Linked DNA regions of Mus musculus: regions 2, 3, 4, 5 and 6 are each linked to region 1. The links are chromatin loops, found by intact Hi-C in ENCODE. Cell type or tissue: left cerebral cortex. All regions are shown on one strand.

Evidence for each region. Hi-C counts contacts between places; a loop is a spot of excess contacts. Peaks named below come from ENCODE experiments on the same cell type or tissue, not always from the same donor. Only the 100,000 strongest peaks of a DNase experiment are listed, where the experiment ranks them.
Region 2: a loop joins it to region 1, with 2.3 times the contacts of the local background. A loop is called at or near these places in 26 of 42 quality-filtered maps.
Region 3: it touches region 1 in a loop (4-fold over the local background); 18 of 42 quality-filtered maps call a loop at or near these places.
Region 4: it touches region 1 in a loop (2.6-fold over the local background); 18 of 42 quality-filtered maps call a loop at or near these places.
Region 5: it touches region 1 in a loop (2.8-fold over the local background); 10 of 42 quality-filtered maps call a loop at or near these places.
Region 6: a loop joins it to region 1, with 2.5 times the contacts of the local background. A loop is called at or near these places in 2 of 42 quality-filtered maps.

The regions. Positions count from the first base shown.
Region 1 is chr12:26,069,498-26,074,497 of GRCm38, reverse strand. No RefSeq gene overlaps it. Among named protein-coding and RNA genes, the nearest start is that of Gm29835, 93 kb to the right of the region's middle. In left cerebral cortex, a CTCF peak has its summit at 2,728 (motif pointing right); DNase peaks (open chromatin) are centred at 2,071 and 2,730; H3K27ac peaks cover 886 bases.
Region 2 is chr12:25,862,563-25,867,562 of GRCm38, reverse strand. No RefSeq gene overlaps it. Among named protein-coding and RNA genes, the nearest start is that of Gm29835, 110 kb to the left of the region's middle. In left cerebral cortex, CTCF peaks have their summits at 2,997 (motif pointing left) and 3,987 (motif pointing right); a DNase peak (open chromatin) is centred at 3,076.
Region 3 is chr12:25,024,688-25,029,687 of GRCm38, reverse strand. All of the region lies in intron 22 of Kidins220 (kinase D-interacting substrate 220), which reads right to left. Among named protein-coding and RNA genes, the nearest start is that of Gm36236, 52 kb to the right of the region's middle. In left cerebral cortex, CTCF peaks have their summits at 2,167 (motif pointing left) and 4,324 (motif pointing right); DNase peaks (open chromatin) are centred at 2,140, 2,694, 3,178, 4,353 and 1 more place.
Region 4 is chr12:25,032,215-25,037,214 of GRCm38, reverse strand. Kidins220 (kinase D-interacting substrate 220) reads right to left here. Exons shown (of 32, transcript NM_001081378.1): 23 at 583-761. Among named protein-coding and RNA genes, the nearest start is that of Gm36236, 59 kb to the right of the region's middle. In left cerebral cortex, no CTCF peak of the experiment used is centred here; DNase peaks (open chromatin) are centred at 2,539 and 3,026; H3K4me3 peaks cover 407 bases; H3K27ac peaks cover 1,055 bases.
Region 5 is chr12:26,223,796-26,228,795 of GRCm38, reverse strand. All of the region lies in intron 2 of 4930480M12Rik (RIKEN cDNA 4930480M12 gene), which reads right to left. Among named protein-coding and RNA genes, the nearest start is that of 4930480M12Rik, 15 kb to the right of the region's middle. In left cerebral cortex, a CTCF peak has its summit at 2,185 (motif pointing right); DNase peaks (open chromatin) are centred at 916 and 2,225; H3K27ac peaks cover 2,036 bases.
Region 6 is chr12:26,275,523-26,280,522 of GRCm38, reverse strand. No RefSeq gene overlaps it. Among named protein-coding and RNA genes, the nearest start is that of Gm29968, 25 kb to the right of the region's middle. In left cerebral cortex, a CTCF peak has its summit at 3,058 (motif pointing right); a DNase peak (open chromatin) is centred at 3,084.

The sequences.
Region 1 (5,000 bases):
GGGGGAGAGACAACTGAAAAGCTGGAGAACTGTTTAGAGTTCTGTGAGCCAGGCTAAAGAGCTTTGATGCTGTCTGCAGACAAGTGAAAGGGCTGAGCATGAAGCTTCTACACTGGAGTGATCCCTGTGCCCTGTATAGTGTGCCTGCTGCGGACCTCTCTCCCTGCACGCTTCAGGAGACCCCAGCAGCTTTGCAAAGCACCGTGTAAATTCAAGCAGAGAGAAATTGTGTTGTTTTCAAGGATTCAGGTGGAGCATTTCCAAGACAGAGTTTACGTTCTGGAAGCATCATTGTGGTGTTTGACAGAAGAAATGAAACAGACATTTGGTTATTAAGGTAGTATATAAAAATAAAAATACTTGTTAAGTATATATAATAGTAAATGGTCCCTTAACAATTTTAACACTTGTCACTCTCCTGAGAATTATGTTTGAAGGCTTGCTGACTGTGTGAACACCATGGCATGTGTATATGTTGAAACAGATTTTTCTTAACTTGACACAAACTAGGGTCACTAAGAAAAAAGGAAACTTTGACTGAGAAAATGTCTCCATCAGATTGGCCTGTAGGCAAGTCTGTGAGGCAGTTTCTTGATCAATAATTGATGTCGGGGGTTGGGGTGAGGTCCAACCTACTGTAGGTAGTGCTATCACAGGGCTGAATATGAACCTGAGGCGATAGCCAGTCAGCAGTGTTCTTCAATGGCCTTTGCTTCAGTTTCTGCTTCCAGCTCCCTGACTTGACCTTCCCTGACTTCCCTCACTGATGAACTAGGACCTGGGGAGCATAAGCCAAATAAACCCTTCCCTGTCCATGTTGCCTTTGGTCATGATGCTTATCAAAGCAATCTACGTTTCACTAATACAGGTCAATGAGGGAGAAAAGACAGATAGAAGTGGGAGTGGACTTTGACAAGTGATGTCATTTTACCATGGAGGGTAGTGAGGGATTAGGAAGGAGTATTTTTGTCTTAATTTCAGATAGAATGTGTCATAAGGAAATTGGAAAGCTCGTGTGGTCAATGAGCTGAGACAGGAAGTGATGAGTTTAAATACAGCAATCAGGATTCATGTCTCCAGGATAGAGTCCATCAAGCTTAATAATCACAGTGTTGGACTCGTAGATACTGGTGTCATTGAACCTATAGCTTCTTAATAGTAGGATGTGTGATCATTAGATGATAGATAGGTAGGTAGCAACATGGATAGACAGATGGGTGATAGATAAATGATAGAAAAAGATAGCTGGCAGGTAATAAATGATAAAACAACAGATAATAGGGAGGTACATAATTTATACAAGGATAATGGATAGCAACAGAGATTATATATAACAAGTAAATATTGTATATCTCATATGTAACATATATTATCTATCACTATACATATGTGATAGGTAGATAGGTAAGAGATAATAGATGATAGATAGATAGATAGATAGATAGATAGATAGATAGATAGTAAAACAATAGAAAATAGGGGGTACATGATAGAAGGATAATGATAGAGTTTATATAATATATATTAAAATAACCCATATATAATATATTATATATCATTATATATACTCATATTACATATGTATTATATATAAGTAGATAGGCAATAGGTAGTAGATTATAGGTAGATAGATAATAAAATCATGACAGACGATAGATAGGTGACATAATAGAGGTAAATGACAGACACTACCTATATAGAGCTAGACATGTATGCACAGAGACAGATGTACCTAACTATATTACCTTGCACTTCATTGAAGGTGCAGGGCACTGGTGCAGAGTTCATTCACAACAGCTTCTGTGTCTGCCCAAAGCCTTCTTGGGCTCAGAGCCTTGTCCCCTCTCCCATCTACCCACAGGACTGGCATGTACACGCTGACCACCTTCACATTCATGCTTGTTTCTCTTTGCCCATTTTTCCTCATTCGTATGATGCAGAAAGCAGCACATGTCTGAAAGTAACGCTGCAAGGTTAACAGGATAAGATACGTAAAACACTCCCTGTGTGCCTGGATAAAATGTGCTGGGGAGTTCTGGCTTCACGCCTGGGTTTCAGTGTGGCTTAGAAGCTCAAGTGTCTCCCTTAAGTAAGGGAACATCGCAGATACATAAAGGCAGCAAGACAAGATCAGGGATTGCCTTACCTGTAGTGAACTGCTCATCACTTCCACCTGCAAGTCCAGGAAGGCTGCAATGTGTGTGGCAGTGTTTGAGGGCTGGGGTCGCATGCTTTGTTTCCGTCTTACATATTCTGAGCCTAACCACTCAGAGTATGTCTAAAACCAGTCTTGAAATTTCAAGCCAGAGGGTTTTTTTTAAAATAGGATAATTATTTTATATGTAAAATTTTAATGATGAATTAAACAAGCAAGCTGACTATTCAAGTTCTTCTAACTGCATCACAATTGACCCAAACCCCTAGTTAAAGGCAAATCTGTGAGAGTAGACTTCCCCCATGGAAGAAGACGAATACTCTGTTTTACAGGCACAGCTTCTGACTGGAACTTGAGGACCAGGACCTTGACTGCTTTGAGCATGTGAGCTCCGGTCTGTTTGTGTCAGGAGCTCTTGTCTGTCTGTAGACACAGTTTCTCCACCTGCTGGGAGTGAGGGGAGGTCAGAAAACTTAGTGTTTCTTCCAAAATGCCTGATGTCCAGCCCAGAAGCTTAGATTCCGAGGCGAGTCAATACTTCCCTGGGGAACAGTCCCTTGGTGTTAGCCAGACTGGGCACTAGATGGCACTGTGTTGCAACAAAATTCAGGTGATTAGTGAATTTTATGTGGCTGTAAATAAGGAACTCAGCTGCAGGGGTAGGTGAGTCCCCTCTAGAAAGTTGCTCTGAGGGGTCTCATAGTTGCTCTTTCAGGACAAGGTCTTTAGGCTTGTTGATCACCCAGAGAGTTTTATTTCAATTACACTTAAGAGAGATGTTCTATGTATGGATGGTTATACTCAAATACCCATTTTGGTATGGCTTTGCTCTGTGGAGTGGAGAATAGTGAAGACCAAAGACCCAAAGGGGTACACCCTGGGCTCCTCTCCTGAGCTCCTAGTCCTCTCATCCCACCAATGAGACTCTCAGCCTACAATTCCCAAGGGCAGCATCAATCCGTCAATCATGATGTCTTGGTATCTTCTCACAGCTCCTCTGTATTCCTAATTCCCACCCAGGAAAGGAAGGGGCTACTATGTACATATATATGGCTTTTTTTACACCCCCATTTATATCCAACAAATCATTGTGCCCTGATTGTCATTCCCCATTTCTCTGAATACAAAACCTTGTTGAAGCTATTCTCTCTGCCTGCCCTCAGAAGTGATTATGAATTTCCAAATTCATATTCTATGGTTGTTACTCTGCTAACTGATCACTTGAGTTGAGAATTTCCTCTCTATGTATAAAGAAACAGAACAGTAAAACATCAGCAACAACTATGACATCCTGAGTCACGAATGTCCCCGTTGGCTGGGGATCTAGAGGCTGCTTCTCAGCACCCGGGAAGAGAAGCATCTATCTCTGCTGCCTATCTAGTTTGTCTCTGACACATTATCTTACTTGGTAACCCCAAGACTTTATGGGTAGCATCACCCCTGCCAGGGTATTTTTACTCACTACTGTTTTTCTAGCTGGCTGATTGGTTGTGCAAAAACCAGCTCTGACTTTCTCTACACCCATTGTTTGTTGTAGCGCCCGGTGAAGTTCTGCACACTCTACTTGGTTTCTCTCCCCCTGCCCTCAGGTTCTTTTTATCTACTGGAGTCATTTGTAAATCATACAAAAGAGTTATATCTCTTCCTCTTTATTGCCTTCATGATGTTTCGTCGGCAATAGGAAAACAATCATGTAATTGGCAATTTCTATAACATAGAAACCTTCCCTATCTCCAGTTTATTAACAACGTGGTGCATTGGAAAGTCCTCATAGATGGGCAGGTGCCGTATTCCAGAATGGGGTGCAAGTTCTTGATCCTCAGTTTCAGATGGAGGTCTTGCTATGGCCACAAAAATCATGTTTAGGCTCTGAGGGATGACATAAGAAGCCACCAGGCAAGTGACTGAGTGAAGCTAAAGAACCTCAGATCCAAATCCCTCTCTATGCTTGGCTTTGTGACTCTTGGGAGGGTTGGAGACAGGAAACTCCTCTCTCATTCTCTGAGGTTCCCTGGTCAATTCTGTCCACTTTGTACTGGGAGTCTTGGGGAGACAAAAAGATGGATTTGTCCACTATTGTGGGCAGATGACACTATTGTCCACTGAATGACTGGCTCAGAAACAGTATTTCAGCACTGAGGGTCTCCTTGTTTCTATAGCCAAATACATCATTCTTTTTTCTTAGAAGTTGTAACTCTACCACCACCACACACCTCTGTCACATGGCACTCTTCTTCTGTCTTAGATACCACTCAGGTCCCCATCCCAGGTCCTGGGTAATAGCACTCAAAGAGCTGTATGTTCCTCACCCCATCTTTGTTCAGAGTCCCCCATACCTAGGGCTGAGCATCCATCCCTGCTGCTGTAGGATGCTAACTCCTTTCTGCCTTCAAGCTCCGTTCTCCAATACGAACTTATCCATTCTGTTTGGATTTCATTGATAAAATGAGGAACATTCCCAAGAGAAATGCAGGTGTGGCTCCTCTCCAGTGTTCAGACGTTGTAAAGACCTCAAGAACATTTCAAGAGAGGGGAGGCCTGCTTTGCAGGCCCGCTATGATGGACATGTGGTCTTTGGCTCCTCTGGGATAGGTAACAGCTCTCTGCATCTCTCTTCTCTTGAACTCCAACATTTCAGGATGAGATTTAAGTAAAGCCTGGAAGTGGCAGGTAGCAACTCCAGAGAAGGGTGGAGACAGGCTAACCAGAACCCTCTGGAGACTGCTGAGGGTAGACAGGACCTCCGTGAGTTCCACTTAGGTCATGTTGTGGACCGTGATGACTTTGTGAACAGGGACTAGTATATAGTTATGCATTTTTTTATAAGAAGAAGCCTGATAACACA
Region 2 (5,000 bases), 210 kb after region 1:
GGTGAAGCTGTTATCTTCAGTTGTCTACCCATTTCTGAGCCCTCCAGGCTCCAGTAGATAATGCCAAACATGTGATCACACAGGTAGATAATCCTGGTTAAACTCAGTGGATCACAAAGCAAAACTAGTAGACATGAATGGGATTTGTAATAAGGAGGGGAATGTGCAAGCAGAGTAAAGAGATGGGCAAGGTTAGGAATGAGGGTGATTTGAATGCAGGGTGTATGTATATGAAAGTGTAAAAGAACAAATTTAATTAATAGTACAAATTTTGAGAAAAACAAATTTTTCCTTATATACTACATTTTTGAATATTTTATAAAATAAGAGCAATAAAGGTTTTCCGAATAATCAAAAATGTGTTTATAAGGCAATGGAGATAGGGGTTAGAGAGATGGCTCAGTGCTTAAGAGCACTCACTGGTTTGGCAGAAGACCCAGGATCACTTCCTAGGACCCACATAGTTCGTGGCTCACAGTTGCCTATAACCATAGTTCCAGGGATCCCATTGCCTTTGTCTGGCCTCCTTGGGTCCCTGCACACACATGATGCACATACAGTCATGAGCAATGGCTATGTCTTTTTCACACACACACACAAATAATAAGCTAATAAGTAAATCTTCAGAAGAGAGTGTTGATATAGAAGAAAACCTGGCCTTTTCCTTTGGAGTTTTAGAGAGAGAAGGAATAAATAGGAGGAGGCACACCAGAGAAGGTCAAAAAATAATGGCTTGGCTATAGTTTACTTCCTTCTGTAAGCTGGTACTTGGATGACTTTCCTGTTTGGCCCAAGCCTCTCCGTGTGCATCTGTGGTGAGAGGTGGGAGAGGACTGTTATTCATTGGAACCAGGAAAGACAAATTCACCTTCTCATGTTTCAGAGTAAAATGGAAAAGATCAAGATCTATATAAAATATATGATATAAAATATATCAGCTACTTATATACTCCGTATAAACAGGTCAGAAGATAGCAATGTCAAATCTCCAACAGTGGAAATAAAATATATAACTGACCAAAAAAGTAAGAATAGAAAAACCTGTCTCTAAATGACCAAAATAGAAGGTGTTCAATCCCATGAGAAATATAGTCAGCAAGATGGCATCTTCTCTTCCTAGAATGTGCGGACACTGTGGCGCATTTCCTCTCATCGTCTCTGCAGGTAGATAAGTGAGGCATCTGCACACAGGACTTCGAGTTGCCAGTGTGCAAATCAGCTTCACATGCACTGAGGCTATTGGCCAAGAAATATTCCAAGTACTGATAGTCCCTGAAGGGGGAATTCAAACTCTACCCTGTGATTGCCATTTGTGTGAGACAAGACTCAAATTTAGACCAATGGAGAAAGAGTTAACTGAGTGTTGGCCCATCTGTTGATCTACTTAGCTGTGTATTAGAAATATTGCTGACAATAACCACAGAATGGAGACACATCAAATCGTTTGGTGAAGTTAACACTGACTCATGGGCCAAAGATAGTTCAAAGACTGTATTTGTCTACGTCTTTGAATTTTTTATACTAAGCAAGTCTTGCTTTTATGAACTGAAAAACAATCAGACTTAGGAATGACATGAACTGCTTCAGAGGAGAGCATGCAAGGTTTGGTCTAGAAAGACCCAGAACAGTGTTGTTCTGAGTCTCTGTCACCTGTTGGGCGATGTTGGTCTTCTGCAGTATGCATTCTTATATCTCTTAAACAGCGCAGGTATTTACAGGGGTGCAGTGAAGACTGGAATTTAACGTTTCTCATGCATAACTCAAGCTCATTTTCATCACCCACAATCCATCTAAATGGTACCCAGCAATGTGATAGAAGACCCGAGTAAATTCTTGTTCAGCTTCATTAACTCCATGAGAAAGCCTCTATGTGTATCCCCCACCTGGTGTGGGTCAAGTCAATAGAAGGCTGCCCAGCCTTTTGAACAAAGATATGCTCCCGTGTGCACTCTTGGGATTCTCCCATGCATCTGTTAGAAAGGATGGGGAGTATAAGTCTGCCAAAAACCTCACCATCTACAGTACCAACCTGAGTTACTCAGAAAAAAATTTAAAGTGGATAGTGTTTGTAAGCTCACCCCCACCTGGAGTCCCCCGGGGGCACTGAGTTGGAGAAGTGGGGCTGAGCTGTAAGAGCAAGACTGAGAATCATGGCAGCCCCTCTGACTGCATACCACACAGCGACTCCCCAGGATGCAAAGGCAGCAACCAAACAGCACAAATTGGAAAGAGGAAAAAAAGTGTGAAATCTGCTCTGGGCCATCAGAGGAGGCTGATGTAATCCGGGTTGACTCCAGGGACAGTAATGGTGCCAGCTATGGAGGCCACATGGCTTCTAATGAGGCCAGGCCCAGTTGCAGCTCAGAAGAGTGGGTGAGCAAGCCAAATCTCACCCAAGGACAGAAGCAGCCCTGACAGCTGGTGAGTGAATTAACTTCAGGCAAACCAAGTGGACCCAGGTGGTGGGACATTTCGAATCTTTCCCTTCTGGTGGAAACAGAACAAAACATTGCATGGAACACAGCCACCATGGCCTTTTTTAAAATTTTTCCTTTGATTTCTTCTGACAGATTTCTTGGAGGAGGGGGCAAATAAGAGGGAATAGCTCTAAGACCCACCCGGACAGACATCAGTGACATGGCAGTGCTAAAGGTTGCTTAGAAAGGGCTATTTGAGAGATGGAGCATCCCTACTGAGTGAGATCAAGGCAGTGTCCAACATGGTTGAAGGACACCTTGTCAGATGACTTAACTCTTGAGGAGAAGGACCGCCATGGATGGTAATCAGTGCTCCTAAATTGCTGACCCCAGGCATTTGCACAGACGACTTTTTTCCCCTCCATTTTCATAACTAAATGGCTGTCTTCCCTCCCTGAGCTTCTCACCCTAGAAGTGCCCTGCAGGGGCTGCCATTCTTAAGTTGGGTAGACACCTACTTCCTACAGAATTCAGCCAATAGGCTGAGCCTGGTAGTTTGAAAGCCATCCTGCCACCTGGTGGTTGTATCCCTAAATTGCAAGGGCAGGTCTCTAAAGACGTGAATTTATAAAATAAAAAACATTAAACCATTTTGACAAATGTCAGAGAGACATGAGCATTTCAAAAGGATGGGCAAAATAAAAAATAAGCATATGTTGTGAAAGAAAATAGCCTCACTGATGAGAAAGAGACCAAATCAAACGTGAGTGGGCAGACAGGAAACACAGAAAGCGAACACAGCACTGGGTGTGGGCAAGAGACACCCAGCCCCCCTGATTCTGGTTATTCCAGGAAGATCTGTCACATTGCCGAGGCTGAGGTTAGCATGGTTCCTACACAGCCTGAGGAGGCAAAAGGTTATGACAGCATTTTGGGCCTCTGCATGATAGATAGTACAGAGACCTCTTTATTAGAATGTCAGTACGCCTAGTTTCCTTTTATTTCTTTATCTCACATTTATTTGTTTATCTTTTTTTTCTGTCACCAGTTGTGCCCTGTGTTTAGATCACAGACTGCACATGCAAGTCAAAGTCACCAGGGAGAGGCAAAAGAAAACTAAGTGAGAAAATGCCCAGAGAATCCAGAGCAGCAACAGAGCAAGCCTAAGCTTCGATGAGAACAGGGATAGCCCAGCTCACTTCCAGGGCAGGTCTCACAGGAAGCAGCATCTTACCAACAGTGTCTTGATGGCGGCAAGGGGAGGGGAGGAATAACAGGATGGAACAGGAACATGGTGAGAAAGTGGGATGAGACATCGATTGTTAAAGCAGAGAGAATATAAAATAAAGGGAGTTAGAGCAGGGCAAACAGCAAAATAGAGTGGTGTACGCTTTTAGTGCCTGCATTTGTCAGGCAGAGGCAGGAGAAACTCTGAGTTTGACGAAAGCTTGGTGTCCATCACAAGTTTCAGAATGGGAAGAGTAAGCACTTAAAACTCCAGACTCCGGAAGGGGAGGCAAGTAGGCTGACCACTGGAGGTCACTGGTCGGCCATCCTAGTCTACTTGGCAGGCTGTGAGAGACCCTGTCCCAAAACAGTCAGGGGTCAGGAATTAGAGGACACTTGATAAAGGACACAACTCACTCACATGAAAACACATGCACACGTACACACATGAGAAGGGGTCCATCCTTGAAAATGCCAGAAAGAAAATATTTCACGTAGAGAGGGGGCTGAGGCCTGCAAAGGCTCACAGTAACCAAAGGACACAGGGACTTTGAAGTTCACCCTGACAAATCTGGAATCTCACTGGAGAATTTTAAACAAGAGAGCATCAGCTACCTGGAACACACAGATAACGACTGTAAAGATCACTCCTGGGGCCCTGAGAATTTCAGAGGCTCTGACTGTAAAACCCAGAGAGGCCTTCTGAAAAGCCACTGTGGCTCTTCAGGAGGAAGGCATCTCCAGAGCTCTTCAATGCCAGGCATCTACCATTGGTTTGGGGCATTTAGCTAACATATGCAGGTCATGTGAGGGGTTCCCATGGTACACACAAATGCTGGTGAAAACCTGAAGTTGACTTTCTGACTTCCTGGTGACCATTTTAGCACCATCACAATGAAAAGACACAATGCAATCCATTTGGGGATAATCACTATAGAGTGTTTTAATCCCCTAGGCATGAGGTCTGTGGTTGCCCATCACAGATTTCAACTCCTATTTTTTTCTCTTATCTCTGTTCTCCCTCCCACTTCTCAGCTTCAAGATGCCTGTCTCCTCTTTTGCTCTGTTTAGAGACAGTCTTTAGAGTAAGACCTAAGGAGGCTTGATCTGGTATTATACAGACTCTTCCAAGGGAGTCAGCTAAACAGGGAACCTGTAAACCATGCATGAGCACTGTGGCAAAGATGGCCTCACTTCTGACTCGGATCTCCAGGTTGGTCTGAGAACATATCATTTTACTTGGCTGGTTTCCAGAAAATTATTTACCTATGCTTATTTATGTGTCAGCCCATGAAGCTGGCAAACCACAAAGAAAGCCTCTTTTCCCCCACATACTAGCCAGCATTTCTGGTGTGA
Region 3 (5,000 bases), 1.0 Mb after region 1:
CTCAATCCCAGTCCTCTCTCCTGGCCACCTATTGGCTGTCGGCATCTTTATTCATCAATCAAAATTAACTTGGGAGCAGGTCCCAGAGGCTAAGTGCAGACTCCAGGTCTTTGGGCAGCACTTAGCATTACAATAGACAATAAAAGACAAAACCCCCACACATAACTTTCACTTTCATAAATTCTTCAAAACAGCCCAGTTTTCTAATTAACTTGCTTTAAATATTTAATTTGAATAAATTAGTTTTATGATCTATTTTATTTAGGGATTCTGCATAGGATTCACTTGGCAAATGTTTCACAGTACGGATGTCACTGCATTATAGCACAGTGCCTAGGTGCATGGGAGTGAGCAGAGTAACCCTAACTCTGATGGCAACAGAGATGACCAAACATAATTTTAATCTAGGATAATAAGATGCTTTCAGTAAAAAGATGAGAAGCAAAATAGTTCATAAGAGACCAAAGTTGCCGGGCAGTGGTAGCGCATGCCTTTAATCCCAGCACTTGGGAGGCAGAGGCAGGCGGATTTATGAGTTCGAGGCCAGACTGGTCTACATAGCGAGTTCCAGGACAGCCAGGAGTATACAGAGAAACCCTGTCTCGGAGAAAAAAAAAAAAAAGAGGGAGAGAGACCAAAGTTGAGCACAGTGTCGACCACCAAAGATCTCAGCCTGATTTCTGGCATCAGGAATCTGTATTTTAAAATGCTCAGATGAAAGTAAATGAGACAAAAGATCTAGGTTTTTGAGGTAGCACTGACTATGACAATATCATAGGTTCCTGCCAACTGATAAGAGATGTTAGGTACAGCAAATGGGAACTCTGAATTCAAAGCTAGTCTATAGTGTTACAGCTTAAAGCAAAACCTTTGCATGTTATCGTAAAGATTTAATCTTTAATTACATCAGCAATGTTGTGATGGTTTGTATAAGCTTTGGGCAGGAAGTGGCACTATTAGAAGGTATGGCCTTGTTGGAGTAGGTGTGTCACTGTGGGTGTGGGCTTAAGACTCTCACCCTAGGTGCCTGGAAGCCAGTATTCCACTAGCAGCCTTCAGATGAAGACGTAGAACTCTCAGCTCCTCCTGCACCATGCGTACCTGGGTGCTGTCATGTTCCCACTTTGATGATAATGGACTGAACCTCTGAACCTGTAGGCCAGCCCCAATTAAATGTTGTCCTTATAAGAGTTGCCTTGGTCATGGTGTTGGTTCACAGCAGTAAAACCCTAACTAAGACAAATGTTTACCATTTTATTTATTTACTTACTTACTTATTGTTTTTTGGGGGGGAGAGGTGTTCTCCCTATGCAACCCTGGCTGCCTTGGAGCTCAGTAGACCAGGCTGTCCTCCATCTCAGAGATAAATCTGCCTCTGCCTCCCCAGTGCAGGGATTAAAAGTGTTGTCCACCAAATTTGGTTCATTTAATATTTTTAAAGCCAAAATATGTAAGCAGACAAAAAAATTCTTTCTTCTTGTTATCTATGAGGTTTTTTTTTTTTTTTCTTCAAAAAAACGAATAGGAGCGAGCTGGAAGATCAGTAGTAGATCACTTACAACACCCCTCTACCCAGATACTCTGTGTGGATGCAAACACACATACATGCAAAAAATCTGCAAGACAAAGGAACTACAAAGCTGAAAATACTACGTCCTATGATTGTGTGCACTTACATGACTACGGTTTCGATTTTCCCTGATGATAAAGGTCCCTATGACGGGAAGACTGCTTACTCATGAATACATATGCACACGGTGAATGCTGGCACATACCTGTAATCTCAGCACTGGCAAGGCAAACGCGTGCAGCTCCTTGGAGCTCACTGGCCGGCCGGCCGAGCCTTCTGGTAAGTTACATGCTACTGAGAAACCTTATCTTCTAGTTAACCAAAAAAGGACAGCTCTCAAAACCACCAAGGAAGACAATGTCTGAGAAATGACATCCAAGGTTAACTCCTAGTCTCCACGTGGCACTCCCACACACAAATGAATGAATGAATGAATGAATGAAACATGAAATGAATAGAAATTCAACCTTCCATTACACTGTCACTCCCCCAGCCCCCATGTTCCTGCTATAGAAATGGGAAAGCAAAAAGTACTTCACTGGGCTCATGGCCAGTCATGCTAGTAAAATTTCCAGTGAGACAGCCCCATCTTGTGGACTTGCTGAATACTGCAGCATTAGTACCTCGCCTCAGATTCAAAATAAGCCCACACTGTTACAGTACACTGGTTTTGTTTTTTCTTGTACAAAAATGTTAAGTTTGTTTGATCTGTAAAGGGATATCCTAAGACTTCTAGGAAATATGGGTCCTTCAATAGTTGAAATTGTTTAAAAATACATGACGTCATTTTCCCATGTTGTAAAATAGTCAACCTGATAAAAATACATTTTCTGTGTATTAAATGTACGTCTACACATTAAAGCATACTTCGAGAAACTGACTTTCCTGTCTGTACTCAATAGTCTTGATAATATACTTCGTTTTCATGTTGATGGTATTTACACAAGACTCTGGAGCATTTACCATTATTTCCTAGTTTTTATCAGCATAAAATGTTGACAATGATACCATGAATGTAAATACTGATAAACTACTTTTTAAATCAATTTTATCCTATCAAAAGCAAAACAGTATCTGGAGGAACCGCTCAGCAGTATAGTGCACACAATGCGCCTTAGACGTCTGGTCCTTAGTCAGTTCCGCCTCTCTGTCTGTGTGTGTCTCTCTCTCCAGATCAGCAAAAGAAAAGCTAGAGGAAAACCTACTTAGAAAAAAACCAGACACTCACTGAACATAAAGGTGTAAAAGCTTAAGCAAAATGCCAAGGAACACCAACAACCTTCAGACATTTTCCACCTCAGACACAATTAGAACTGAATATGTATGTAGAGTTTTCTGTAGTTTGCAAAAGCCTGCATTTTTTTTTTAAAAGCCTGCATTTTTAATAGCTATAATAAATTTATGTTTTAGAAAGTTTGTACCTGGAAAATTTCCTACTGATAACATATTCTAAATATTCATATGCATATCACTGAAAACTGTGTCTTCCTATCACAGACCCACAGCTATCTTCTGCGACTACAGAAGACTGTGTGGGAGAAACTCCAGTGCAGCTCAGAGATCGTAACTCCTGCTCTCCGCTTCCCTTGGTTATGCAGAGCACGGCATGGGATGCTCGGCACAACACCCAGTCCACTGGCTGCCACCTTCAAGAGCAGCTCAGGCACCGTGGTAGGTAGTGCAGTCCTTAGCGTGCACCCAGCACAGGTCTAACTGTAGCAACTGTAAATACCTAACAATCAAACTGACTAGCAGAACAAAATGGAGCCATCTAACTACACATGGCCTTCATTTACTTTATTGATTAACTTTTGGTGTTCTGCCACATGGTTTTGATATGTAGTTCAGGTTGGCCTTAAACTCAGAGCAATCCTCCTGCCTCTACCTCCTGAGTGCTGAGATTACAAGCATGTGCCATCATACCTTGATACATTGACTCTAGTAGGACACAGAATATCATCTGTAAGAACAGACTGTATTGGGAAAGACCTGCAAAAAAGGACTACAACCCACTGCTTCACCAAAGGTTTATAAACATAAGAACCTAGAAACATAAACTTGGTTACGGGCTAAAGAAATGCTGCTGTGATTTTAGTGCGAGCTGCCGAAAGGAAGGAGCCAGCAAACTCTAGGTGAAGTAGGTAGTCCCCAGTTAGTGTAGGGCTTCAGCCCTATACTAAGCTTTACAGTAGGGTAGAGGGATTCACATCAGAACAATGAAAGAAACATTTCCCCTGCATCCAGAGCCAATGAAGCGTCTGGAGGACCCCACTCAAGATAAAGCAGGGCTTCACACCTGCCACCTTGAGGGAGCCACACAAACGCACCATCAGACTTCCTCACTTCAAAAATCTCACTCTGTCCCTTCAATGGGTGTGGAAACAGAAGGAAGTTATAATCTATGGCGTTTACCATCTTAAGGAGGAAACAAAAACTAAAAAATGACCAGAAAAATGAGGCAGGAGACGGGAAGACGGGCCAGGAAAAGAGCAGGTGGAAAGGTCTAAGATCAAGGTGAGAAAGCAGGCCATGCTGGTGATGCCTCAGCTCCCACACAAAGCGGACTCCCACAGATCATTTGGAACAATTCTTTTCCCTAGCCTTAATGCCCACTGTGTTACTCAAAGTCTGTGGCTTCTTAAATTTTTATTTATTTACTTATTTACTTGTTTTTATGTGGACGGGTATCTCCAAATATTGCTCGCATATCTGTCTGTATACTGTGTATGCCTGGTCCCTGGAAAGGCCAGAAGAGGGCGCTGGATCTCCTGGCGCTGGAGCTACAGATGGGTGTGAGTCTCCAAAGGGAAGCGAATATTCTAGGTCCTCTGGGAAAGCAGCAGGTGCTCCTGCCCAGCTCTCTCCAGCACCCGAAGTCCAGGTTTTGATTATCCATAATTCAAAGTCAATATTACTTCAAAAGCATTTATGTTCTACCACCTCCATGACTGCTAGCCGTCTTCAGCAGCACAGAGGCCCTCTCACCTCCTAGGGTTCTACTTGGCTATCTGTCTCCACTTAGGAGTCCCTGCTTAGTTCTCTTCTCAGTGAGGACTGTCCTGCACAGGCAGCACTACTCCTTATCTCCCTAATGTTCCTCTCTTCATCCTTTCCACAGGGCTTGTTGCTAATCACATAGTTTATACGTTGCTTGTGCGTAGAATCCCTGGGACAGGGATCTCTGCCAGCCTTGCACATGAGTATTCTACAGTAAATACTACTATTTACACTTGTGTCTGTCCATAATGGGCTCTCATGAACTATTTCCCAGCAGTCAGTTCTCTGTGAGTTCCAGGCCAGTCTGGTCTACACAGTGAGTTCCAGGCCAGCCAATGAGACCCTATCTCAGAACAAAACAAAACAACAACAAGGAACAATTTCCTAAATAACAACAAATTTTACCTTGGTTTTTTTTTCTCCAGTAATTTCT
Region 4 (5,000 bases), 1.0 Mb after region 1:
GGCCTGGGCTTAGTCCCTAGCATGGCCTTAAAATAAATTAACCCTTGTTATATTCAAGCCCTGGTTAAAAACTTAAGATGAAAGTAAAGTTTTATTTTTGTTTTCTGCTCAACTTGGATGTCCCTATTAGAACAGAAGATGAAAGAGTGACAATTACAACATGTGGCATCTGAGCGTCAAGACTATATGTGAAAGAACAGAAGTTCAGGGTTCCAAAGGGAGAACTGAGTTGGTGAGCAAGCACAAGGACACAGTAGAGTAAATAGCTGACACTCTGAGAGGTCAACAGCCCAGTCCTACTCTAACTAATTTCTCTGTGGATGCTCCATTCAAATTTCTTAATTTTTCATAAAGCAAGATAAAAATTAGATAGCTAAGTAAGATAACAACAGAAAGAAAAAAACAAAAAGAAAGAAAGAAAGAAAGAAAGAAAGAAAGAAAGAAAGAAAGAAAGAAAGAAAGAAAGAAAGAAGGAAAGAAGGAAAGAAGGAAAGAGGTGAGAGGGGGAGAGAAGAGAAGGAACAGAACATGAAAAAAAATTGAGGACTTTTAAGAAAAAAAAAGCTGTACTACAATACCCACCTGCAATGATCTCCCGTAGTTTGGGATCCAGGTTTACCGTGCATGGCAAAAAGGTCTTTACATCTCGAGCCACAAGAACTGGAGTCCTTGAAGACAAAAACACTTCAAAATTTCTTATATCTCCATCAATTTCAAGAAGTGGCTCAACATCTTTAGTTGTTGGGATATTCTTTGATATTCTTCAAAAAGAAAGAAATGAAAAATCCATTAATGCTGCTATCAAATTCTTCATTCTTAAACCTTGTTGCTTCTGTCCACAAGGAGCACATTACACACTGGCTCTCATTTCAAAAATATCCTTCAAAGAACCTAAAAGAGGGAAATAATAATACAGTCCCAAGACGACTAAGGTGACAGTGAGGAAGTCAGAACTGCACTGATGGGTGTGGACTAGAGAGACAATGAGAAAGAGGAAGACACACCAGGTACACCACAGCCAACTGCTCCTGCTCGCTGACTGAACTGGGCTATGAGCGCACCCATATCACACAATGAGGGAGAGGCTGGTGCTGAGACCTGGGATTTTTCTTTTTTCTTTTTTAAAAATATTTTTATTAGGTATTTTCCTCATTTACATTTCCAATGCTATCCCAAAAGTCCCCCATACCCCCCCCCACTCCCCTACCCACCCACTCCCACTTTTTGGCCCTGGCGTTCCCCTGTACTGGGGCATATAAAGTTTGCATGTCCAATGGGCCTCTCTTTCCAGTGATGGCCGACTAGGCCATCTTTTGATACATATGCAGCTAGAGTCAAGAGCTCCGGGGTACTGGTTAGTTCATAATGTTGTTCCACCTATGGGGTTGCAGATCCCTTTAGCTCCTTGGGTATTTTCTCTAGCTCCTCCATTGGGGGCCCAACCTGGGATTTTTCAATGTGACACCGTGGCTCTTCCCCCCCCCTCCCCCAGGGAAAAAGCTTTTTAAATAAATCACACAAACTAAAAAAGTGTCAGCACAGGTTTTTTTTCCTTTATAAAAGGCTATTTTCTATTGTAAAACTAATATATGCTTATTGTATAATAGATATGATAAAACACAGAAGGTAGCCTGGAAAGGATAAGATTTAGTCAATCAAATATAGTAATATATTTGTACTCTTTTATTGTATGTATGTGTATGTATGTATGTATGTGTGTGTGTGTATATATATAAACTCATATTTATATGAGTTCAAACCATAAATAATTTTGAATCAATCAGAAATTCTCAAATGTAAAAATAAGTGAATTTTAGTCATTAAAAACACTTACTAGACAATGTTACAATGATCAATATGAAATTGTCTTGAAAGTAAACAAATGGCCAGAATGTTCCAGTTCTTCTGGGTTCTCCCTACTAACCACCAGGGAGTAAGTAAGCTGATCTGAGATGTGTGAGCGAATGCTCCAGAGATAAAGCAATGAAAACCACAACGGAGATGCTCAAACAGGTGGACAGGAGAATTGGGAGAAGGGCCAGTGTCCACTAAGTGATGGGTACAGAGTGGATGGAGGCTGATATCACAGAATACAACTGAACAGGAAAAGGGAGTAGACTGTGTTGAACTTGACAGGGGCAAACCTCATAATCAGCTATATTAAGTAAGGAATCTGGCCAGTGTGAAGGAAGCAGATCACAGTTCCCAGGGAACTTGGGGAGGTGAGGAGGAGAGTAACAGGACCACGATGAACCTGGAGGAAACCTGCCTAGTGGTGGCATGGCCACCTCTCTGACTGGGAGGACAGCTCTGCAGACCTAGGCAAACGCCAGCCATGAGACCGCACAGCCTCCGCACACGTTTCCTATGGTAACAGCATCTCTAGAAGCTCTCCTCACAGCACTGGCCAGTTACTCAAGAGCCTGTGCTCCTGGGTGGCACTAGGGCTCCATTTTAGGGGAAAGAACATTTGCCTGCTCTTCCCAAGTGAGATGGAACCCTAAGATTAGCAACAGCTGCATCTTTTCTTTGGGATCAGCACTTTATTGCTGAGACCCAGTACTTGGCTGGTAGCCAGATATTAAAAGTCATCTGAGGGAAGATCCAGAGAACAAAATTAGCAAACAAGGAAAGAATGGGTGCTCGTGAGAAAACAGGGCGAGCAGTTCTGTGTGAGTCTCACAGACTCCTGCTACAGACTCAAACATGCACACAGCACAAAGCTCTTTAAGATACCATTGCTTTCAATAAAGTAAAACAGCATCCTCACTGATTATTAAGTACATTTAATGAGTAATGAAAACCTGGAAAACGATCACATGGTATCATTTGCAAACGTAGAAAAAACACTAGAAATGAAACAGTTAAAAAGGCAGTTCATTTCTCAGAAGTGTAACACACAAAAAGAAGAGGCTAGGAAGATTTAGATAAAAACACACAGCTGACAAGTCACATGAAACAAATTAACCGAATCCTAATGCCAGCGTTGCTTTCAGCCTGAATGCGAACAGTGTTCTCAGCGTGGCGAACAATGCGGCTGTTCACAAGCCAAACGTCTACTGCTGCTCTCCAGATTGGAGTCTCTATTCTAACCTTTTGAGCTCAATGCATTAAGCCCTTCTGTTAAAAGAGACGTTTATGTAAATGATAATCTTTTGGCAGTGGGCCATCAAAATCATATGGGCTTTTATTTTTCAGATATTTTTTCCAAAGGTTAGCATTTAAAGAATTTAAATAACTTCACTTTTCAATTAAGAGCAAATTTAAATTTTCAGCACTAGGAATCATGTGAACTAAAGTTGCCAGCAGTTAAATGGCCCACAGAAAGCATTTTTACAGTACAGGCATCACTGAGCTCCCAGGAAGCTTGAGTGTAGTTTCTTTTGATGCCACTGATCGAACAGCACTTGTTAATGCCAACATCCATGTAAGTTAAAGCATTTTGATGATAAATGACAGTGCTTTATTATAGAAGACACAAATAAATTACTTGGCAGAATTTACATAAGTCATTCCTGTCAATTCTATTCAAAGTAAGGCTCAAAATTAAATGGAAAATTTTATATCTTAAAGGTCCATAATGTATAACTTATGAAACGGACATTATATTTTTTCTGAAGTTGGTCATCTAATAATGTGATTATCCAATAAAGAATTAAAATTAAGATTTACCCCCCCACCCCACTCCACCTCCCAATTTTCACTCACTGATGATCAAGCCCAGGGTTTCACGAATGCTAGGCAATCCAAACATCTTTATAAGCTCTCATCTGCCTTGGAACTGTATTACACTTGAGACAAACTTAACTTCCAGACGACCCTCACAATAATACAGACAGAAAGGCCCACTCAGTGCTGGGGATGTACCTTCATGAAAGGGTGCTTGCTTAGCACCCACAAAGCCCTAGGTTCAATCACTAGCAATGAAGGAAAAAACAACAAAAGCCACCCACTGTAATGCCAGAGTCAGAAACAAAAGATACCACACAACTCATTTTAAAAGTAATTTTAAATGACATAAATTATAGGTGTATATGCCTGAATGTTGATATATGTGCACATGAGTGCAAAAAATCATGGGACAGAAGTTTGTCAACTGCCATATGTGTGCTAGGAACTATACTTGAGTCCTCTGGCGTTCAGTACGTACTCTTAACTGTTGCACCATCTCTCTAGCCCCATAAAACTCATTTTTTTTTTTTACTACTAATATCTTTGGAAAGACAGACAAAACCCTAGACACTCTCTCCTCCTGTCTTCACCCACTTACTTCTCAGTCATCCTTTGCATTCAGCACAATTCTCTTGCTTAGGGAAGCCTACCTGAAGGACGCTCGTATTCCTCTATGACAGACCTAAGGTCCTTACTCTCCTGCACGCCAGATGTACACCTACTAGTGCAAGTATCTTCTTAAACATCTTACTCCCTCTCCAGACTGTCCCTTCCATTAAAGTTGGTTTTGACTCCAACTTTGTCAAAACTTTAGTACATCTCCAGTGCCTAGAATTCTGTCATAGCACAGTTGCTTAATAAATATCTGCCAAGTGAAGAGACAGACAGATAGACAGACACACACAGACACACACACACATACACATACACACATTCTTTCTAAAATTTTACCCTTTCTGACAAAATTTTGTGCTTGAAAAAGAATAGGTGGGGGACTGGAGAGATGGCTCAGTGATTAAAAGCACTAGCTGCTTTTCCAGAGGTTCTGAGTTCAATTCCCAGCAACTACATGGTGGCTCACAACCATTTGTAATGCGATCCAATGTCCTCTTCTGGTGTGTCTGAAGACAGACACAGTGTAATTAATACATCAATAAATAAATCTTAAATAAAATATTGGTGGGGCACGTTGACTTCTTCTTGTCTGTGTTGTGAGGTAGGGATGAATATGGGAATCTATTGTCCAAGAGCTGTGTGTTGAACAGGCAGACTTTCTCTATTGAACAGACTTGACACTCTTGCCCCAAGTGACATGCCTTAGTAGCCAT
Region 5 (5,000 bases), 150 kb before region 1:
CCACTGAAACACCCACATATACATAATAATGGAACTATTGGTATCAATAATTGACAGTAAAATAAGTCCTCAGGAAACCAAATTATATCTTTCTTTTGGACATCATATCACACTGTTCATAAAAATCAAGGCTGGCCTACAGCATACTCTGTGTGGGTAGCAGGGGCTCCTCTCAGGAGGGAGGGATGCTGCAGAGGCCAGGAGGGGCTCCAGTCAGTCTCAGAACCCGGGACTCGAGGACTAGCCAGACGTGTATGTGTATGCGGGACCAGAACAATTTCCAATGAGATTTATACCTGCCCAGGTGGTTTCTCACAGAGGGTACCTTGATTGTCAAGATGCCCAGTGGGATTCCTCTGAAGCCCTTTAACTTCTGCACCCACCAGCTCATCTGGAGCAGTTGGCTTCAATCCCCATCATTGCTTTCTCCTGAACAATCCAGAGAAAATGCTGATGGCCAGCAGTAGGATTATGTATTCACAATATTTTCATATCTATGCCAGGAGACATAAGCACAGAGGACATCATTTACACTAAACATCCTGGTGTGTCGCTACGGAAGATGAGGTTTGCACAATCCGACAGGAAAAGAGACATTCCTTTAAAAGCAGAAGCCAATTATATAAGATGATACTTGCTTCATTTGAGAAGTCTTTCTGATTTTTATATTTAAGGATTTACAGCAGGGACGATGGGAGCGAAAAGAATGAGCCACGAAGGAAGGGCTTATTCAATGTGGCACCTTCTGTGAAAGTCTTAAAAAATCAAAGTACAGTACATTTCCCTCCCCTCCCCTTCCCTCCCCACTGTCTCCTTCCTTCCATTTTGAGCATTTTTGCATCTGCCACTGTTAAGGAGGGCGGGCGGTTGCTTTTCAGAGTGTCCCTCATAGGCTTTCCCTGCTGGCCACACGGCCTTCTGTGCGAGGGCCGCAAGCTCGTTGTATTTTTCCGCTGTGTCTAAATAGAAATCGTTCATTCAAATCTTATTCAACTTCCTAGATATAAAATGCAGAACGTGGCAAGGGCCCAGCGCTCTCTGCGGTCCGATGCAAATGTATGCAAATTTCTTCATATTAGAATCATTGTCTGGTTGTCATCCTCGCACGGGGCACATCAAAGCCATATGACCTGATTTTTGCACCTGCTGTTTAATTAAATTTACAAGGCAGACACACTCTCCACTCCCACTGTTGCACAAATCCGTCTTTACAACCACAGCTTCTAATTTACAAGGCAGTTGACTGCTGAGTTTTTTTTTTCCATCCATAGCTGCCCAACTGCTCTTTGTTAGACTGAAGACTTTTTAAAAAAAATTAAAAAGGAAGGCATCATTTTGGCAGATGGACTAACAGAAATATTAAAAATTAATTTTTATTTTCGATCCAAGGCTTGATTTTTAAAGCTCTTCAAGTACACAATCCATATATAGCAAATTGCATCTTCTTTATGGATGTGTGTTGAGGGGTTTGGCCTGGGCACACAACCCGCATGTGGGTTATGACGATGCAAAGAAGGGTCTGAATCCACGCTTTAAAGCAGACTTAGTTCTGTCACTTACCCACATATTAGGCAGGTTAGCGCTGCTGGGTTCTCCACAGTTTTATGGTTCTAATTACTTAGAGAGCAAGGGTGGTCACACACAAGGATGGAGACTGGAGGACAATCACAGTTCTGAGGGCTGTGGCTGTTTTCAGAGAGATATTTATTAGTGAGAGTGCTGTGCTGTGAAACTCTCCCTTGGCCTCCATCCCTGAAAATTTTAATCTCCGCACCACAAGTATCTAGACAACAGGGGAGGAAGGAAACAGGAATGTTGGACCCTCCTTGCTTTCTATTGAGTTTCTATATAATACACACTACCCCCAACAGCCACCGAGGTCTTCTCTCTCCAAGAGCCCGTGGCTCAAGTTCATATCCTCTCCCAAAGAAGCTAGTCTGTGATAGGAGCTGGGGAAATGTTTAAAGAGGTTAGAAGGAATGAAAAATACTTCTTTGTCTGTTCTTCCTCGTTCATCCAGGCTAGGGACCTAGGTTGGCTGATAATGCCCCTCTGTTACTGTAGGACATTCTATTTATTTTTATTCAGTCTGAAATCTTCAAGACCCTCAGAGCCATCATTTTAATGACATAACTTGAAAGATGATTTTCAGATAAAGGAAAGTGAACTTCTGAGATCTGACCTATAGGTGGCGCCACAAATTCACCAAACCAAAGAACACTGCAGTCAAGTTTGGAAAAAGTGGCATAAATTTAAAACCTTGAGCTACACTAACTGTGGGACATATGGGTTGCGTCCCAGGCCTGCCCAAGAATAACTTTGAAGAAAATTTTGTTTTCTGGCAATACAGATGCTAACACACCACAGAACCTTTAAAAAGAATAAATATGTAGATGGCTCAGAACTTTCAGAATAATTTAACCTTCCCCCAAAAGTTAAGATAGGAGCAAAAAAAATAAAATAAATAAAATAAAGATAGTATAAGCTTTAGTGCTCTGCCTTGGGGAAGGGGGTGAGCAATTTGGTGACAGTGATGCTCAAAGAACAGTTTGCCAGTTGGTGTGCATTTAATAATGCTTTATTGTATTAACTTCCAATGTAAAGGGAAAGAGAGAAATTTAGAATAATCTGATCCTTGATGAATAAATAATATGAAAATAAGGTCCTGCATGTAGAAAAATGCATAAGTATCCAAATTGTGATCTTTTTCCTTCTTTTTTCTTGGCATGAACTGCCTGTTCCAAGTGTTTCCAGTTGTGGATCCACTGTAACACTTAGGTAGGTGTTGCCTGGAAAGAACGTTTTCTAATGAAGCAGGATTTGTCAGCCCATGATTATAACTGCTATTGAAGCTCTAAGACATTAGCATCTGAAGAAGCAGTAAGCCTTTAATTCTTAAATGTCTTGATTGGTCTCGAAAGTGACCAGACACAAGTCAGAAGCAACAGGCATGTCTGTTGTAGCCGTAAAGACCAGCAGCTCTCTTGACACAGGGGTTTCTTGCTTTAGGGTGGACTTCTGGAGAAACATAGTAAGGACATACAGAAGAGGGGTATAGCTACAATTAGTGCTGTTTAGTCCCTTTGACTACGACATCCCCTGTGTGATGGAAGCTTCCAGAGAGAAGGAAGGGTCAGATGACCCCCTTGACATGTTTTTTGGTTGCTTTAGACAATTGGATAAGGGCAGCAAGCAAGACTGGTTTCTATTTTTCCTTAAGTAAAAATGGTTTAGCATGGGGAGCTAAGCATATGATTCAATGGTTAAGGGTTAGAAGACATGGGTTCACTTCCCAGCACACATATGGGCAGGACGTGGCCACCTACAGCTTCAGTTCCAGGGCATTTGATACACTTTTCTGGCCTCTGTGGGCACCAGACATTTACATGGTCCATAAAAACTTACATAGGCTCACACACATACACATAATAAAAATAAATGAATCTTTAAAAGCAAAGAAACCATGATGCAGGTGCTGAGGATATGGCTTAGCAGATATGGCATTCAGTCTAGAGACAAAAGGAATTGGCTTTGAGCCCCAGCATCCGTGTGAAAAGATGGGCTCAGTGGCCCCTGCTTGTTGCTTGTAACCACAGTGCTGGGGAGGTAGGGACAGGAAGATCCCTGAGGGTCACTAGCCAGCTTCTCACGTTTGACAAACTCCAGCTCAATGAAAGGCCCTGCCTCCAAAAGCAAGGTGAGTGACCCCTGAGAAATCACACTTATGACTACATCCTCTGACCTCCACACACATGTAACACATGATCATACACAAACACAAACATACACATAAACATGCACATGTACACAGGGACACACGGATATATACACATGAACACACAGAGACATATCATACCACACACACATGCACACACCTCGCACACACTTAACATGGTGGTACAATTAGCTGTGCAGATTGTCTATCCAAAATAAACAGGCCAAATAACATTGCGATACGTTTCAATGTTGAAGAAAAAGGCTCCTACAAACAAAAGAGACTGACTCCTGTGAGCAGGAATCTGACTACTGCAGCTTATCTTGATTTAAGCTTTCATTACATTCTCACAGGCACGATTCAAATGGAGACGAAAACTTAAACATTACTGTGTGCAGTGCTTCCTGTCAGCCACTGGTTCTTCCTTCACACATTCACACTAAAATGAATGCAGAGGTACCAGTCCACTTCACATAAAGATGCATGCCTGTGTGTGTGTGTACATACAATTGGAGAAAAGGAAAATGGTGCTTAAGTCTGCGTCTCAAAGCAAGGACTGCCAATATAAATCTCTTGATTTGGATCTATGCAGAGTATCTCATCCCGTCAGGCACAGAGCTGGGTCATTCGCAGTGTCTTCTTCTTCACCACATTTTCACTGGTGTACTTTCCAGATGCTGACTACTGGCTGGCTTGTGTTAAATAAACATGTAGTCTCTTCTTGGGGAGTTCATGCTTTTATTGCAGAGGCAGGTGCTATAAAGAGATGGAGGTATGATTCCAATGATGTGAACTAGACCTTGCTTTTTGCAATCATCAGTTTGTTCATTCGCAAAGTGAGGCCAAAGCAGTTCTTTACCAAGTTGGAAGGATTAGGTAAGGCCAGCATTCAAAAGATTAGACATTTGATGGGTCTCTATGAGACTCCACAGGATTAGGCTGGCCATGTACACAGAGTCCTCACATAGACTGTACAACTTTTCCAATCAACTCGGTCACCCCAGAAACCCATGGGATTACCCCAAAGTCAGCTCTATTTTTCATAGAAGTGAGAATCACTTCTTTCTTATGTGTCTTTTTCTTTTAGTTTAGGTTTAAGGTTTTTGTTTGTTTATTTTTTAAACCATGTTTCACTACCTTCCCATAATCCTGTGCTAATTTGCCTAGCATACCAGACTCTACCTCTGCCAGCAGAGTCCTTTCTCACCAGAGTTCCTGTACTTGATGGTCAGCCATGATATCTGCTCTCATTTCTGATGGACCATGAACTCTGTCAGAGAAAACT
Region 6 (5,000 bases), 210 kb before region 1:
AAAGTGCCATCTCCTCTGTACAGGAAAGTGGATGATAGCAGAACTATAGATCCTGAAGCCATCAGGGCTGGGGATGTGTCATCTGGGAGTGATGGAATGAGTTCTTACTTAGACATCACAGGAACATGGTGAGGACCATCTGGGTTCCTGCTAATTATTGATGCCCAGAGTCGTCCTCAATTGTTTCTACATCTGGAAAGTGGGGTTCGTTGTGAATATTCAAAGGTTTACATGATGAGCAAAGGTGCTGCCATGTTTGATTGTGTGAAGTAAAGGTTAGAGCCATGCTACTCTAATAGCTCTTTCCTCACTACTGTGACAGAATTTCCCATAGAAACAACGGGGGAGGGGGGGAAAGGGGTCACTTCAACTCATAGTTTCAGAGGGATTTCAGCCTAACTCTGAAAGCACAGCGTTGGCAAGCAAAGTGCCCTATTGACAGGCGTGTGAGGCAGTGCGTCCTCATGGCAGAGGGGCCAGAGAGCACAGGCTGGAACCAGGGTGTGTAACCCCACACTCTAGCCCAGCCCTCAGTGACCTCCTTTCACCATCCAGGCTCCCACTGCTTCGGTATCCACAGGCTTCAAAGTGGAGCAGTACCACCAGCCTGTGGGAACATTCCAGATTCCAACCGTGAGCTGGTGGGACTCTGACAGTGGAGGAAGAGCAGACCTAAGGAAGAAAACCCATCATTCTTTTTCATTTGGGAGCAGTCCTTCTTTAGCTCTTTGCAGTTGCTGCCTCTTGGTGAGTGGTCAGCCTTGGGTTTCATGGTAGCCGGAAGCAGCATGGCAAAGCTGTGGCAGCTAACAGAAAATGAGGAGAGTTGGATGTTGCAGCAGAAAGGTCGGCTTCCATGGGTGACTGGCTCCTGCAGATGGATGTTTGCCCAGCACTGCAAACTGCTTATGGGGTTCATTTACATCTCCGACATCCCTTCATAAATAAATGGGGATGTATTTCCAACTTGGAAATTAGTCTCCCTTGTAGGATGTTTTTCTTGGGGGTGGGAGAGAATTATATGAATGAAGTATCTGTGGTAGTTTGAATGAAAATGCCCTTCCTAGGTTCGTAGGGAGTGACACTATTCGGAAGGATTAGGACATACATGTAGCCTTGTTGAAGTAGGCATGGCCTGATTGGAGGAAGTGTGTCACTCTGCTCAGGGTGGTGGGCTTTCAGAAGCTCAATCCAGGCCCAGTGGCTCCCTCTCTCTCCCTGCTGCCTGCAGATTCAGATGGAGAACCACCAGCTCCTTCTCCAGCACCATGCTTCCAGTTGTGATAATAATGGGATAACCTCTGAATTTGTAAGCCAGCCTTATTTAAATGCTTTATTTTTATAGAAGTTGCCATGGTCATGGTATCTCTTCAGAGCAATAAAAACTTTAACTGAGATGTACTCAGCATTCTTGGGCTGGTTGTTGGAATGAGAAAGTGACCCCCATTGGCTCCTGTGGCTGAACACTTCGTCTTTAATTGGCAGTGCGGTTTGGGAAGTTTCTGGAACCTTGGAGAGGTGTGGTCTTGCTGGAAGAAGCATGCCATTTGGATACAACCCTGACTACCCATAGTCTCACGTCACTTCTAGTTTGTTCTCACTACTTCCTGTGTGTGTATGATTGACATGGGATCTCTCAGTTTCCTCTTCCTGCTGCCATGACTCCCCATAATTATAAACTCCCTGTAAACTGTCTTGGGTCATGCTTTTTCTCTCTCTCATAGCAACAAAACATAGCTAATACTTTAATTCTACTCTGAATTCTTAGTATATATACACACAGTGATGGCTGTTAGCACCCATAGACTCCAGATCATTTCTGCCCTAAAACGTGCATCGTTAGAGATTAGTGGCACGTACTGAATGGACCAGGTTCTAAATAAAAGCTGGGCTTCATTTCTTATGATGTTTCTGTGATAAAATACTCTGACAAGAGAAACTCAAGTGGGCAGAGGTTTATTTCGACTTGATGTTCAAAAGTATATTCCAGCATGTCAGAGAAGTCAATGTAGTGTGTGCTTAAGGCAACTGGATATATCTAGCCTGGAAGCAAGGAGCAATGAATGCCTGCATTCAGCTCACCCTTCTCCTTTTATACAGTCTTAAGACCTTAAGTGTGACTCCTGCCACCCTTACTAACCCAGTCACCCCCAAGTATGTCAAAAGGCTAAGTAATTCCTCACAGGTATGTATGCCTGGATGCTTGTCCCAAAGAAGAGTCCAGATCTTGTCAAGCTGGCAACAAAAGAGAAAGCTGAAATGCAGAAATGATCATTTTGAAGGTGTTTCCATAACCACCTGGACAGGGGGGCATCTTACTGGTCCTCCTATTTTAAAAACCTTAAGGGGAAGGCTCCCTAGATCATAATTTTCAAATCCTGCCTTCATTAAAAATTAAGGTGAAGTAAAAGAATGATAGAATTCTTCCCCCAAGCAGAAAGCAAACTGAACATAGTCATCGAAGCTGAATGCCTATGGATGTTATGGTTCATAGTGTTTTAAGGAAATCAGGGGACTATGGCAATGGAAGTCCAATGGTGGCCTGAAACCTCCATGAATACAGAAGGAAAGAGGGTAGAAGCTCACTCTCCCCGTATGACAGATAGACAAGCAGGGCTCAGAAGTCCCTACCTGGGAATTGGTGACTGTGGGGGTGCCTTCTCTAAGGAGCAGCACTCTCTTAAACAGCTTGCTGTTGGCTTCCAAGGGTGGACACACAGCTGGGGTTCACCAGCCCCTACTTCTCCTGGCTCTCACTAGGAAGGATTGCCTCTGTTTAACTTTTTTTGGAAGATCAAATCTAAGGCTGGCTCCTTTGGGTCACAGGACTCCTTAGAGCACTTTTCTTTTCAATCCTGAAAACACTTCCCATGAGTCCCCTCTTCTGCCTACCCCTGACCTCCCTCCGTTTGGCTTTGCTTGTTCAGCACAGCAGTATTTATTCCCTGCTGAATGAATCCATTTCCCCTTACCAACACAGGAAACCTGAACTCCTCCTGGACCCCATAGAGAATTTCCTTGGAGAAATCACCAGCTTTGTTCTCAACAGCAGGTGGCACTGTTGCTGTAGGAAACCCTGTGGTTTCCAGGGCCTGGGCCAGCCATGAGATATTTTTACCCAAAAAGAGAAAAGGCCCAATATGAAACAAAAACTTGGCAGAAAAAATTCTGAGAAGAATGCAAGGCTCCTGAAAGACTGTAAATTACCAGCAAGTCCTTACACACTGAACCCCAGCTTCGCCAGACCCCAACCCCCATTCCACTTCAGGCCTTTTGGAAAAGGTAACCATCCCGGCAACCCATAGCTGCTAATGACCCCTCCCCTACGGCAGCACGATTCTGTCCCTTCCCACCAGGCCGGGAGGTTCCCACTCAGGATGATGTGACCAACATGAGAGCAAATGCCCTCTTGTCTCCCTGGCTACTGACCTCAGGGGAGCACAAGGGGACTTTGCTATTGGTGAGCTCTTGCCCAGAACCCCTGCCTCAGTTCTCCTGAGGCTCACATTAGCGAGAAGCTCCCGTTAGGGCTACATCTCCCAGAGATCCAGCTGAGTCCAGGTGTGGGCAATGTGGCCAAGAGGAAAAGCTATTTTTTGCCTTGTGCCCCGTAGCTTGCAAAGCTCAGTCACCTATAGATTGGCTCTTGGCATCCATAGCAACAGTATCTAAGGCTCCTCCCAGGTCTCTATTTACAGCACTGAAACATGAGTGTGTGTGTGTGTGTGTGTGTGTGTGTGTGTGTGTATACAGGTTCAGGTGTGTACCCATGCAAGCAGATGCCAGAGGTAAGGTTCAGGCTTATGTCCCAAGAGCTGCTGTTCCCTCCCCCTTTATTGATAGGAACTCTCCCTGGCCTAGAGCTCTCTAAGCAGGCTAAGCTGGCTGTCTAGTGAATTCTTGGAGGTCTGCTTGTCTCCTATGTACTGCTGGACTTTGAAGCATGACCCACGTGTCTGGCCATACCCCTGTGACAGTTATATATGTCACCTCTCCTACCTTACTCTGAAATGGTCCTTGGGTTTGGCAGGTGTGTGTGTGTGTGTGTGTGTGTGTGTGTGTGTGTGTGTGTGTGTGTGTGTGTGTGTGTTCAATGGAAAGTTGGCACATCATGAAATATATAAACAAAGAGTCAGAGTTTGAGGTGAATAGAAAGGTTGCATACGCCAGTAAAGAGCACACTCAGATGAACACATGACCATAGAACTTAAGTAATTATATATACACCATAAAGAGAGAAAGAAACACACATAAGTTAGGAGAGGTTATCCTGGTTAGCTTTAATTGTCAACTTGAGACAGTCTACAATAAAAGCTTCAATAAAAGAATGACCTTAATCAGATTGGTGTGTGGACATGTCTGTGGGGTTGTCTTACTGTGAGTGGACATAGGAGGTTCCAGTCAGCTGTGGGCAGTACCATTCCAAGTAGGAGGTCCTAAAACTGATAGGAAAGCTGAGTATAGGCTAGCTTCTGTGCGAGCTAACCAGCAGCATTCTCTCTAGTTCAGCTGTACCTCCTTGGCTGTGCAGTGAGTTCCTTGGTTAGAGGTACTGCAGGCAGATCTGTCCCAAGCTCCCTCCTGGTCGTGGCTCACTAATGGACTACGGTCTGGAGTTGTGAGATGAAACAAACCCTGGCTTCCTCACGTTGCTTTTGGTCAGAGTGTTTCTCACAGCAATAGGAAACCAGAACAGAGACTGAGGGAAGCAATGTGATCATTTCACTGTCAGGTGTGTGTGTGTGTGTGTGTGTGTGTGTGTGTGTGTGTGTGTGTGTGTCTAGTCCCTGATAAGGCTAATTATGTGTTGGGGTCAGGATCACAAATACTAGTGGATAGAATAGACTGATAGCTAATCTTGTCAACTCCAGATTTAGACCTACCATGGAGACAAACCTTTGGGCATGTCTAGGAGGGAGTTTCTAACTCGAGTTTCTACAGCCTGAATCCACAGGCTGGAGTGCTAGAGCAAATTCAAAAGGACAAAGTGGGCAGAACAT